Regions from separate parts of the Homo sapiens genome. Here region 2 is linked to region 1. A link is a contact called in ENCODE Hi-C data. All regions are on one chromosome and are shown on one strand. The core of a region is the stretch at or near the end of the contact, and the rest is flanking DNA. Distances in the headings are between cores, read along the strand shown. Region 1 holds the start of ZBTB11 (zinc finger and BTB domain containing 11). Region 2 holds the start of CBLB (Cbl proto-oncogene B).

Region 1 (6,476 bases), core at 2,416-4,915:
GCAGTGGCTCACGCCTGTAATCCCAGCATTTGTAAGACCAAAGCCAGGTGATCACTTGAGCTCAGGAGTTCAAGACCAGCCTGAGTGACATGGCGAAACCCCATCTCTACAAAAACATTCAAAAGTGAGCCAGGCATGGTGGAGAGTGTATATAGTCCCAGCTGGGAAGCTGGGAGTGTGGAAGGTGGAAGGATCGCTTGAGCCAGGGAGGTCAAGGCTGCAGTGAGCTGAAATCGTGCCACTGCACTCTAGCCTGGGTGACAGCAAGACCCTGTATCAAAAAACAAAAGTACTTTTTAAATGATTTTCTTGTTAAATTACCTTTTCCCATGATAGGCAAATGTAGTTTATATTGGTTTCCTTGTAGTCATTGGTATCTCACCTACCATTTGCTAATAGCTGAGTTGAAGGTGCTAAAAACTCTCAGCTGTATTAATCTACTCTTGCTTTCAGAAAGTAATATCTAAATGAAAAGCACTACTGCTTGAATAAAGAGTATCCTTAGCTAAATTCCCGGAGTAGTTTGTTGAGCTGGGGGCATGCCAGAGCTGTGTTAAACTACAAAAATGTCTGAATAAACTGATACTCAAGAGATTTTGAGATAGTCTCTCTTGTTGCCCAGGCTGGAGTGCAATGGCTCGATCTCTGCTCACCGCAACCTCTGCCTCCTGGGTTCAAGTGATTCTCCTGCCTCAGCCTCCCAAGTAGCTGGGATTACAGGGATGTGCCACCATGCCTGGCTTATTTTGTATTTTTAGTAGAGGCGTGGTTTCTTCATGGGCAGGCTGGTCTCGAACTCCCGACCTCAGGTGATCTGCCTGCCTTAGCCTCCCAAAATGCTGGGATTACAGGCGTGCACCACCACGCCCAGCCTGAGATTTATATATTTAAGATGTGATAAAATAGTAATCAAAACTTACATGTGAAGAATAGGCTTCTACTTCTACAGAAAGGTCATTTTTACCTGCCAACCTGTGCCAAGTTGCAAGGATGCAACTGGACAAATCAGAGTCCTCTTTAGGGAAACATGATTTTACACAGAATACTAGGTGAGAGTATATAGTCAATGTCAACATTTTCCTCCATCACTATCCTATCCAAGGTGATAGAATTTTTTTTTTTCTAGTGCATGTTACATTCAGACGTCCAAGTGTTACAGGTAAAATGAGTAAGTCCTTTTGAGAACCTGAAAATGTAAACTAAAATCAATATAAGAAATATGTAGGCCGGGCGCGGTGGCTCACGCCTGTAATCCCAGCACTTTGGGAGGCCGAGGTGGGCGGATCATGAGGTCAGGAGATCGAGACCATCCTGGCTAACACGGTGAAACCCCGTCTCTACTAAAAATACAAAAAATTAGCCGGGCGTGGTGGCGGGCGCCTGTAGTCCCAGCTACTTGGGAGGCTGAGGCAGGAGAATGGTGTGAACCCCGGGGGACGGAGCCTGCAGTGAGCCGAGATCGCGCCGCTGCACTCCAACTGGGCGACAGCGAGACTCTGTCTCAAAAAAAAAAAATATGTAAAATACAGGCTTTTGCTCATAAAAGCAAAATGTTAAGATTTTGCACTGGGAAGAGTCATTTTTTGTAATAGTTTTATTTAGGGAATTACTGGGAAAATAAAGTCATTATACCCAACTTGAATGTAAAGCTATGCTTGCTGATTTTTGGAGAATAAAATGTCTGGGCTAAATGTTGGCTTTTAATAAAGTGGAGCTGCCCATTGTCATTACCCTTGGGTCTTAGGTAACCTGGGACCCAGAAGAAGCTAGAAATAAACACTACCTGTTCTCACTACAGCAAGTTTAGCTTTACTCAGGAAGACAATTTGACCACTGGGAAAGCATTTTATTAAAACGTTTGTTTCTATTGGCCCAAAGGATAATGCGTGCATCAGTAGGCTTCTCAGTGCTTACAGGTGGTGTTTTGGCAAAAACTGAGTGGAGGGATTTTTTTAACTCTTCTACAACCTAGCTGTATTGTTTGCAGATTTGAATGTATTCACTTAATATATTAAATATTTAATATTAAATATCAATTAACTTAAAATGTTTAGTTTTTTTATTTTTTTGAGACGGAGTCTCCCTCTGTCACCCAGGCTGGAATGCAGTGGCACAATCTCGGCTCGCTACAACCTCTGCTTCCCGGGTTCAAGCGATCCTCCTGCCTCAGCCTCCCGAGTAGCTGGGACTTCAGGCCCAGTAGAGACAGGGTTTCACCATGTTAGCCAGGATGGTCTCCATCTCCTGACCTCGTGATTTGCCCGCCTCGGCCTCCCAAAGTGCTGGGATTACAGGCGTGAGTCACCGCGCCCGGCCAAAATATTTAAAGACAGTATGACAGGAGAGTGGGGTTGGCCTGACACGTAGACCAGCCTCCTGGGTTCGCAGAGGGTGCATTTGGTCTTCTGCTCTCACTGCCCGACCCCATGGGGGAAAGAGGTGCATCTCCATTTTTAAATTCCTCCTTTGAGCTATAGTGGCAAACTCAGCAACTAAGTAGATCCCAAGCCTGGTAGTTTCTTTTTTCTTCTGGGCCTTGAGAGCTCATGTCCCCGCACCTGGAATCTTTCAAGGATGTCCGGGCCATCCGGGAATTACTGCGTGTGCACACACACAAAAACACGCCCCTAACACCAGAGGCTGGCTGTATGATTCTGTTTTCGAGCCTACTGTATTCACCTGTCTGCCCGTCAGCTACTTCTAGGAGCGTCAAAGGGCCTCACCCAGAGACTACAGACCCTCCGGTGGAGAAGTGTACTAGGCCGTGTCTGCAGCTGGAGCCCTCGGCCTGAAATGTTCTGGCTTTAGCAAAGCGGCGACAGTGTCCAACCCCAGTCCCCGAGGAGGGATGTCAGCCCTGGGCCCCTGTGAGCGCTGCAGATTCGTCCCAGGAAAGGGTGACCGGGGTCGCTGCTCCGGGATTACCAGCTAAATACCTGTATTAGCATCCTCAGCACGCACTGGGAGACGCAGCTCAAGTCCGCTCCCCTTCTTGCACCCTCATATATATTTGGTGCAAAATGGAGAACCTTTTCCCCTACGTTTGTGTAAAAATATATGTAAATAAAGCCTTAAAATAGTGTTACCGACCCCCTTTTCCACTCGCAATAACATTGACTATAAATGCTGATAATTCCAAAAGAATCTCGACTCTTCCTTGAGTAGTCTGGAGCTAGCAGGTGCAAGTTTAGAAACAATAACTCATCACTGAGGGAGGCACTGAAAATTTTATAACTGTTAACTGGAATCTAAATTTCCATGTAAATGGGCTGTCTCTGGTCCCGTGTCAAGAGACTAATATTTTTCCAGAAGCCTGAAAATATGCTTTTATGATGTTGGGAGTCTCAAACGTAAAAACGGACTCCTAACCCTCTGGATGTTTCGGCTGAACTCTCAACTGTCCACCAGCTCCCCCTACACGTGGCTCCTTAGAAAGCGTGGAAAAGGGAAAAATGAAAAGAGAAACTGCCAGGACTTAAGATGTCTGCTTAAAGACTCCCTCGAACTGCAGTGAAGGGTCCTACCCGCTTCCAAAATGTCCACCCGCATTCCTGACGTCACTGGATCGGCTCCATCAAGCCAGAAAACGAGAGTGCGCTCCAATCAGGGCTCAGTCCCCGCCCTTGCCTTGCGTCACTTCCGGTGGTGCAGCAGCCATTTTGTCAGTCGCCAGCGGATCCCGCGCGCTGGAGAAGTGCAGTTCCCCCTGGTTACCAACTCGCCCGCTTTTCCTTCGGACTAAGGGAGCCGTCGAAGAGCGCTCGCCAAAGGCGCAGCCGTTTCTCCCTACGGTGCCGCCGCTCCTCCTGCAGCCGCCCGTAGGTAGCGGGCCGTTTTCCTCACCTGTCCCTGACAGGCGCCCTCAGGGAGCCGCGGTCCGCGATGTCAAGCGAGGAAAGCTACCGGGCCATCCTGCGTTACCTGACGAACGAGCGCGAGCCGTATGCGCCGGGCACCGAGGGCAATGTCAAGCGTAAAATCCGAAAAGCTGCCGCCTGCTACGTGGTGCGCGGCGGGACTCTGTATTACCAGCGGCGGCAGCGGCACCGCAAGACCTTCGCGGAGCTGGAGGTGGTGCTGCAGCCGGAGCGACGCCGGGACCTCATCGAGGCGGCGCACCTGGGTCCCGGCGGCACTCACCACACCCGGCATCAGACCTGGCACTACTTGTCCAAGACGTACTGGTGGCGAGGTGAGACCTAGCCCGCGGCGAGGGGGCGGGCTGGCGACTCGTTGCCTGGGCAAGGCTCGCTGGCGAGGCCTATGCGTACCCACGAGTCGGAGGGTCTCGGACGCCTCTGGGCGGCGGAGCTGCTGCCAGGCGGAGCCGAGAGGGTGGGGGACGCGAAAGGAGCCGCACTTCCCACAGGAAGGAGGCCGGCGAAGCTGGGGGCGGGCCCTGGCCCTGGGTGGGACCAAGGGGGCTTCCCCGGAGGCCGGGCCAGCCGCGGGGAGGGGCCGGACGCCTGGGCTGCGCCAGGTCCGCCTCCTTGGGCGGCCCCTTGAGGCTGTAGGCCCCGGCCCTCTGGAGGTGGCGTGTGGCTCGCGGCAGTGGAGGCTGCGGGGTGCACGTTTTCGACTGTGCTGACGTTTGGAAGGGGGGACGAGTCACCCGAAGCCGGGTCTCCCGTTTCTTTAGTGCTGCGCTTGGGTTTTGGCGAGCGAGTATGAGCTGCTCTGGACACATTCGCTAGTGTTCCTCAAATTTTGCCGCTGCTGCGTAAATAAGGAATAATACAATTATTTGCAGAAGTGATAAGGAGTGATTGAGAAATCGCCTTGAGCGTTTTTTTTTAAGAACAAGAAGTAAATGTAAAAGATATCAGTTACTGTTTTTGTTGTTTGGTTTTGCGGGGGCGGGGTGTTTGAGTAGACACGGGTCTCGCCTCGTTCCCCAAGCTGGTCTCCATCTGGCCTCAAGCCATCCTCCCGCCTCGGCCTCCCAAAGTGTTGGGATTTCAGGCATGAGCCACGGCGCCCAGCTTGATATTCGTAACTCTGAATGTTTTAATAATCTTTCCCCTAATGATGTGAAAAACGCGTTTGGGAACTGTGTAGCATTGTATATACGCAGAAAAGGTACGATTACTGTGACTTTTTGATTGTCAAAAAATACAGCTCTGAAGTTACTTGACTCCTTGGGAACCAGTTGTAAGGGAGGATAGCAAGTGTCCTTGGCTTCTTAACCATCTTCACTCTCCACAGTTAATGAATATTCAAACTGTCAGAATTAGTTAATAGTTTATAGTCCCATTTAAGAAATTTTGTTAGGAACAGTGCTGTCACTCTCCAATATGGCTACAGAAAAGTTATTTCATTCAAATCTTGGTTACTTCGTCTGTGAATAACGAAATTACTGAATAGTTTCTAAAGTTCTTTTCGGTTTATAAACATCATCAAGTTTATTCGTTTACGAACTATTGGATAATCAAATTCTTCCATTTATTTTCCACTTTAAACCAATATCTGAATTAAATTCCTGTAAGGACAGACAAATGCGAAGATTAAATTATGAGGTAATGAAGTAATCAGTGCATTTTGTTTGGATGGGTTTGGGTAGACATTAGTTTGTTGAACAAATGTCTCAGATTTAATACTTCAGGATTTGTTAAAGATGATAATTGTAACTATAGGTAACATTGATCAAGCTTGTATATGCAGGATGTAGTCGTTAGCCCTTGACATTTATTTAACCTTCATAAAACCTTAATACTTATCTCCCTTTTTTGGAGACAGAGCGTAGGGGGTCTTGCTTGGTGCAGTGACAACGATCACAGCTCACTGTAGCCTCGACCTCCTAGGCTCAGATGATCCTCCCTTTTCAGCCTCTATCTGTTTTACAGATGAAAAAACTAAAAGCACTAGGATGTTAAATAACACAACAAAAGTCACACAGCTGACCTTTGTGATCTCACACTTTTCTTAACCCAGTGTTATGTGGTATTTTGTGTTCAGAATTTTTCTTTTTCTAAGTTCATTATCTGTGAGTGATTCTAATCCAGTTGTTTTTTTTTTAATTTTTAGTGTGCAGTGTCTTAAAAGGCAAAAACCTGAGACGATGTTTATTTATTTATTTATTTATTTTATTTATTTATTTATTGAGACAGAGTCACTCTGTTGCCCAGGCTGGAGTGCAGTGGCGCGATATCGGCTCACTGCAACTCCACCTCCCGGGTTCAAGCGATTCTGGTGCCTCAGTCTCCAGAGTAGCTGGGATTACACCACGCCCAGCTAATTTTTCTATTTTTAGTAGCGACGGGGTTTCACCATGTTGGCCAGGCTGGGCTCGAACTCCTGAGCTCAGATGATCTGCTCACCTCGACCTCCCAAAGCGCTGGGATTACGGGTGTAAGCCACAGCGCCCGGCCAATACAACCTCTTTTGGTCTCTAAATCTACACTCATATAAATGCTTTTTTGATAAAGTTATATTTAACTCGAACCCATTGTTCCTTTCTTTCTTTTCTTCTCTTTTTT
Region 2 (6,476 bases), core at 1,309-3,808, 4.2 Mb before region 1:
AAGTTTTATCCCAGCAGTTATTTATTCCCCGTGCACATTTACTTTTTCTAATAATTGGCAGGGAGGACTTCTACTGCTCCATCAGTTTATGAGAGAAAACCAAACTGAATCCGAGTTTCAGCTCAACTGGGAACCCTGCTACACCAGAACTTAACCTGGATTCCAGATTGCTTGATAAAATAGCTAGTTGATGATAAGCTATAATTTCTTGACCACACACACACACACACACACACATGCGTACATATGTACATACAGCAGTTCCCTTCATCCACAGGATATGCTCAAACCCACAGTGCATGCTTGAAATCTCAGAAAATACTGAACGCTATATATACTATGAGTATTCCAATACATACATACCTATGATAAGTTTATGAAGTAGTCACAGTAAGAGATTAATAACAATAACTATTAATAAAATAATAACAATATGCTGTAATACAAGTTATATAAATGTGGTATTTTTCTCTCTCTCAAAATATCTTTTTGTACTATACTCACCTATTTTCAAACCCTGGTTGTCCACAGGTAACTAGAACCAAGGAAAGTGAGATGGCAAATAAGTGGTAAGGGATGCTACCGTATCTCACATACATATATTTCAAAATACGTCAAACCATACACCTCAAAACTTGTAATTTATATCAACATGATATGCTTGATACCATAGGCAATGCCATTTTCTCATTAACTCATCTCTTTCAGTTGCAAAACACCATATAAAAGGAATGGCACATGCTATAACATGTATTTTGGGTATTTTACATTTATCCAGATATGAATATAAGTAATATACTTAGTTATAATGTTCCCTTAAGCCACTGTTTTGCTACATGCTTCTACACATTAATTCTTTTAAAATTTATTTTAAAGGTAACACAGTTTTTTTCTTTTACAGTCTCCCCTTAGTAAATGTAGCTACTACGACTATGAGTAAAAGAGATATGGATGGGTGGAGGAGATATGGAGAGGCCAGCACTTTTGTAGATAAATGCAATGTGAAAACAAGGAACTACTCTTTAATTACTGGCACAGAAATAATGACAAGGAAACAAAATTACTTCCTGAATCACACTTTATCACCTGACTGGTTGCAAAGGCACATTTTTTTTCTGTTTTCGTCAAATTAAAATCTTAACCATGTAAATTCAAGGCTGTAAAGGAAAACTCAGGATCCTTCATAGTAATAATTACAGTATTAAAATTCTTAGTTGCTAGAAAGTGGTTAGAACCATTGAGAAACATTTTATCAGGTTACGTGGTTAGAGCAAGATTTGAAAAAACAAAATCAAAAACAAAAAACCCAATGTAAAATATCAGAACATCTGAGATGTCCAAGCTGAAAAGTGTAATAAACGCTATCAACTGTAGTGGAAAGAAAGTTCCAAAGTATGAAGTCCAGAGCAATTGTTGGTAGCATGAGTGGTGGGATTGAAGTAAACTGAAATAAATGGAAGGCATTTGTTTAACCTATGATATTGCTGAAAGACAAGTCCCAGCACAGTAGCTTTCTCCTTTAAAGACTAGCCAGATGTCGGCCTTTTTAAGAGCACAAAGAAGGGAGCCACAGAAAGAGGTAACAATGCTGGTAGAGAATGGCAGCTACAGTAAGGTTGTTTTTAAATGGATAGAAATCTATGTAAAGGTGACTCCGACAAAACACAGTAGCTGTCTCCTCCTCAGTCATTTAGGCAGAAACTTGCACTAAGTAAAAAGGTGCAAGGTATTTATCAGCAATTCCCATTATCTGGTACTTTTATTGCTTTGGCATGATTAGCAGAGACTGTTTGGCCAGCGTTGTCAACTATTTGCTTTTTCATCAGCCTGATGTTTGGTCTGCAATCCCTCTAAAACTAACAGCAAAAGAGAAACTCGGAAACTTGGGAAGTTTCAGTTGGCATTCAGATGTCACCCCAGCCTACTCTCTGTGAGATTTATTCTGCATTTTAGAAGCTCAGTGGCTGTTGCTCTTTTTGATAGCCAACAAGAAGCAACGTCATAGACCTGTTTGGCTGCTGTCCTGGGTAGAAGGGTTTGGCAGCCCTAGGGAGATGAATTTCTCCAGCGTTGGACCCGCCCAGAGCGGAGAAGCAACACCCTTCCAGCCACTACTCTGTTGCTATGAAACAAAAGACTAGGAAGGTAAGCGAAGCAGGAAGTCCCGCCTTTCAGCCCCAGATGGCTTTGGCTCCCGGTCCCGACGCTCACGCCCACCTGCCACCCCTTATTGGTTAGCTCCTTCGTGCCTTGCATCCCTTCGTCCATTTCCTTTCCCGTTTCCACTTTCGTTCCCGGGAGAGTCCAGGCCCCTCATTTCTCTCCGAGTCCAATTCCTTTCTGACGTGCTGCGAGCGGGCCTTCCTCTGGGGCCATTGTGTACTGTGGAGGACGTGGACGGGGCGGCAGCGCGAGGAGGACGGGCGCCTCCCGTCCATTGGCTGCACCCGCTGTCGGGCAGTGCGCGGTTGCGCGGCATTGGCTCAGCGGCGCCCGGCCCCGCCCCCGCCCCGCCCCGCCCCGAGCCTGGGTCCTGTGTGTGCCACAGGGGTGGGGTGTCCAGCGAGCGGTCTCCTCCTCCTGCTAGTGCTGCTGCGGCGTCCCGCGGCCTCCCCGAGTCGGGCGGGAGGGGAGAGCGGGTGTGGATTTGTCTTGACGGTAATTGTTGCGTTTCCACGTCTCGGAGGCCTGCGCGCTGGGTTGCTCCTTCTTCGGGAGCGAGCTGTTCTCAGCGATCCCACTCCCAGCCGGGGCTCCCCACACACACTGGGCTGCGTGCGTGTGGAGTGGGACCCGCGCACACGCGTGTCTCTGGACAGCTACGGCGCCGAAAGGCAAGAAGGGAAGGGGTCGCCGGGGAGGCTCCACACTTCTTGCCGGCCCGGGGGCCCGGGGTAGCCAGGCGCGGGCCAAGGAGGAAGAGGGGACAGCCCTGGCTCTCAGCTGCCTTTGCCGCCGCCGTCCAGTTTGAAGTGGGGCATTTAAAGACCAGAACCCGCAGGCCGGGGAGGAGGGAGAGGGCGTCCAGGCAGACGGCGGTGAGGACTGCAGCAGGCGGCCGGGAGGCGCGTCCACCCAGGCGCCGAGCCCACAGTGTCCCTCCCGCGCCCTAGACGGACGGTGCTGCGGGCACGGGAGGGACACTTTGTCCCCTCCCAGTCCACCTTCCTCCTGCAGCTCAGACCCGAGGGGCCGGGAAGGGGCCTGAGCAGGGAAGGGACACAGGCGTCCTGAAACAAAGCTTTGGGTTGAGGGCAGAGGCGAGGAGCCAGAGAAGTGAACTCCTCCTTTCCGTGGCCGCTCTTGTCATTTTTCTCTTTTCTCTTTTCAAATGGGCTATTTGTGTGTTAATTTCATTTGGTTCTTGGGAATAACGACTCACCGCGTTGATTTAAAGAAAGGTGTTCGTGTGTCCGTACTTGGTGGTTTTAGTGTGGGACATGCCCTGCGCTTTTGTTGACAACAGAGCTGTCCCTTACGTTTGTGTAGGATAATCTTTATGTTTATGTAACTTGGAGAAATCTAACAGAGTGAAAGTGAAGTTTCTGCGTAAGGCTCCCAAAATGTATGATAGGACCTTCAGTTGTTCTGGTATTTTGAATTGGAATTAAGGCAGGAGGGGAAGAACATTCTGTTTTTATCTAGGTGGGGGAAACCTGTTTAAGTTTTGTTTGTTCTTTTTTTTTTTTTTATGAGTTGAGTATTAGTTCAGCCTTAGCTACTTGAAACGTGAGCAGGATGCATCTTTAACTCTTAGTATTGTAAAAGCAAATCTAGGATCACTGCTCTTAAAACTACTGTGTGTAAAGATTGAGAGTGTAAATTCACAAGCTTATTGATAAAGATGAATCCGGAACTTTTGGTTTTGCTCTAATCGATGGAGGAAGATGCAGTGGTACAAGTTAGTCTCTAGTTTTCTGGTGGGTAAATATTTTCAAAACCAACTAACTTTTCTTTTTTTAAATCTGCCTTTTAAAGAACTAAAATTCCAGATGGCAAACTCAATGAATGGCAGAAACCCTGGTGGTCGAGGAGGAAATCCCCGAAAAGGTCGAATTTTGGGTATTATTGATGCTATTCAGGATGCAGTTGGACCCCCTAAGCAAGCTGCCGCAGATCGCAGGACCGTGGAGAAGACTTGGAAGCTCATGGACAAAGTGGTAAGTTCTGTCTGACGTTGCCTGTGCGAAACACTATTCACTTTGTCTGTGGTTTCTCCAGATTTATTTATACTGTTAATTAATACCAACCATTGTTATGGCAACAATCTTTTGATTTCAATTCATCATTTTTCTTCAACTCTGTGTTTTTTGAAAAGTTGGATTCAAAGACTTTTTTGTTTTTTAACCTTTCATCCTTTCTACTCTTTAAGGTTCAGAGTTCCTCTACATGACTCAGTATGTAAAGTTTTACCATTGGCTGCTTTTTGTTGGTGTATGGCCATAGAATGCTTGGAAGTGTTTGTTCTGTCTTCTGTGAGGTTGTGTTGCTCTTAGATAACAAAAGAGTACCAGCAGGTTATTTAAGTCTTTGACCACTCATGACAATCATCTGGTATGATACTGAAAATATTTACTGGGGAAAGAAACAGATTAGTTCTTAAGTGAAGAAGCAGTAGTTGAGGGAGTTTCCATTTTCATCTTTGAGAATTCATCTTCATTAAGAAACTTTTTTTGTTGTTAATGGGAGAGTTAACAGTTTCTTTCATCTACTATTCCATTTTGAAACAGGAAACCTTTCGATGGCACATTGTTTATTGTGAAAGGAAAATTTATGTTGGGGGTGGTGAGGCTGAGAGTATCAGAAACCTCTGTGGTTTCTGCATGTTGCTTTCAGACAAACTATAATTTCACAAGAAGAAATCATGATGGGTGTCAGTATCCAGAGAAGTCAATCTGAATACCTTACAGAGATTTACTCAGAAACTGTAGCTGTCAGTATCCTACCTTACTAAGTATGATTATAAAATAAATTTAAGATGTAGCTTGCTGCTTTGCAAAAATTAATAATTCTTTTTTTTGAAGCAGTAGCACTGTCCTGGATTTATTAGTAAATGTTTGGAACACATTATGACTTTATTTCATAGATATCTGGGGCCAATTATAAGTTTAGTTGAGGCAAGACTCAGTATCTTTATAACTGAAGAAATGGAGGTTTTAAAAACAAATTTCTGTGTAAGGATGTGCCAAAGCATCCATGAAATCATGTGATAACATTCATCTTTGCTTTGATTTGCTCCTGTCTGTAAATATTGGCTATAAAAGCCACTATCAGTAGTAGTAGCAACATATGAATGTGACAAGATTTCCATTATTTTCATTTATTCTGATGGAAGGGACACACAGATGAATGACTGGCCTGTCATTCTACAGGCAATGGTGCTAAATGCAGAGCCAGAATATTTTTGCCAGATAAATAGCCTTAGTTTTGGGCTTCAGTGTGACCTATTTACGCTTCTGCCAATTTATTCAAATTGTTATATTAAAGTGCTCCAGACAGAATGATGTCATAGTGTCAGAATATTGCAACTTGCTGCTTGGGGTTCAGTTTTGATTTTAGCATTGGATACTTTAGAATAAGGACTATTCAATTGGAAAAATAGCATATATTTGTCAAGCACAATGCTGCCTATCTTGTCTTTGCTAAAGAGTGTGCATTTGAAGGTCACTCTCACTGCCTAAATCATTAGTTGGGGTAAGAGAAGGAATTCAAGGTTTTTCTCTAACTTATCTGCTACGTAAGTGGACAGCAAATGGTTCAGATTCTATAAAGGGGCTGTTCTTTTTCCCCCACCCTCCAACTTTGAGTGGTCAGTGTTTGTACATTTGTGTTAGGACATCAAATCAAAAAGATTTATATAAGGATGTGGTGAGCTATAGTTACTATAAAATCATTATTTTTGAAACATTAAAAATGATGTACACAATTTTGGTCTGTAACTGGTTGTTAACATAAGTTTTATTCACTTTTAATTATTTCACCATGAGTTATGGTAAAATAGATGGTTATTTGATAGTTAAACATCTGCTATTGTTTATTTTATTAACCCTTCTGTGGGTTTAGGTTTAGTCTCTCCAATTGAGAAACTTGACCCAACAAGGAAATCTATTATCAAAAGTCTCTACTTAGTGGGATGTGGGTGCGGGTGTTGGCAAATGTACATTGCCTGTTTGTCTTCATTATTTGTCAAAGATGAAAATGGTTGTGTTCATTTGTGAATGTACCCAGGGGCTTTGTGGAGAGAAATTGCATAAATTATTATGAAAGAATTCAGTATGTTTATTTTTACTGTAAGATACAGTAAATAGAAAGGCATTGATAATTACTAATTGGCAGTATATAAGTGTGTAGTACAGAAACATCCCCCTCTTTTGTTTATCTTTTCTTATTTGTTAGTGGTGAAGGAAGTGGCTCATAATATCAACATTGTCCTGATGATTACATCAGGAACTTTATTATTAGTTCTGAAGTTAATC

What was found. A loop is a pair of places that touch in the nucleus more often than their neighbours do. Pooled maps may share reads with other maps.
Region 2: a loop to region 1 is called in a map of CD8-positive, alpha-beta T cell, with 34 times the contacts of the local background. The contact joins the promoter of CBLB here to the promoter of ZBTB11 in region 1. A Hi-C loop is called at or near these places in 3 of 168 maps with a recorded cell type or tissue (CD4-positive, alpha-beta memory T cell, CD8-positive, alpha-beta T cell and sigmoid colon) and 11 of 50 pooled maps.

The regions. Positions count from the first base shown.
Region 1 is chr3:101,674,321-101,680,796 of GRCh38, reverse strand. ZBTB11 (zinc finger and BTB domain containing 11) reads left to right here and starts at 3,665. Exons shown (of 11, transcript NM_014415.4): 1 at 3,665-4,192. The coding sequence starts at 3,883. It overlaps LOC124906262 (endogenous retrovirus group K member 5 Gag polyprotein), which reads right to left and starts at 4,352. Exons shown (of 3, transcript XM_047449415.1): 1 at 2,559-4,352. ZBTB11-AS1 (ZBTB11 antisense RNA 1) reads right to left here and starts at 4,367. Exons shown (of 1, transcript NR_024407.1): 1 at 1,580-4,367. RefSeq lists enhancers at 3,973-4,527, 6,421-6,476 and a silencer at 4,244-4,613.
Region 2 is chr3:105,865,094-105,871,569 of GRCh38, reverse strand. It overlaps CBLB (Cbl proto-oncogene B), which reads left to right and starts at 2,558. Exons shown (of 19, transcript NM_170662.5): 1 at 2,558-2,834; 2 at 3,979-4,160. The coding sequence starts at 3,993. RefSeq lists a silencer at 2,360-2,589 and enhancers at 4,347-4,436, 4,557-4,606, 4,637-4,686.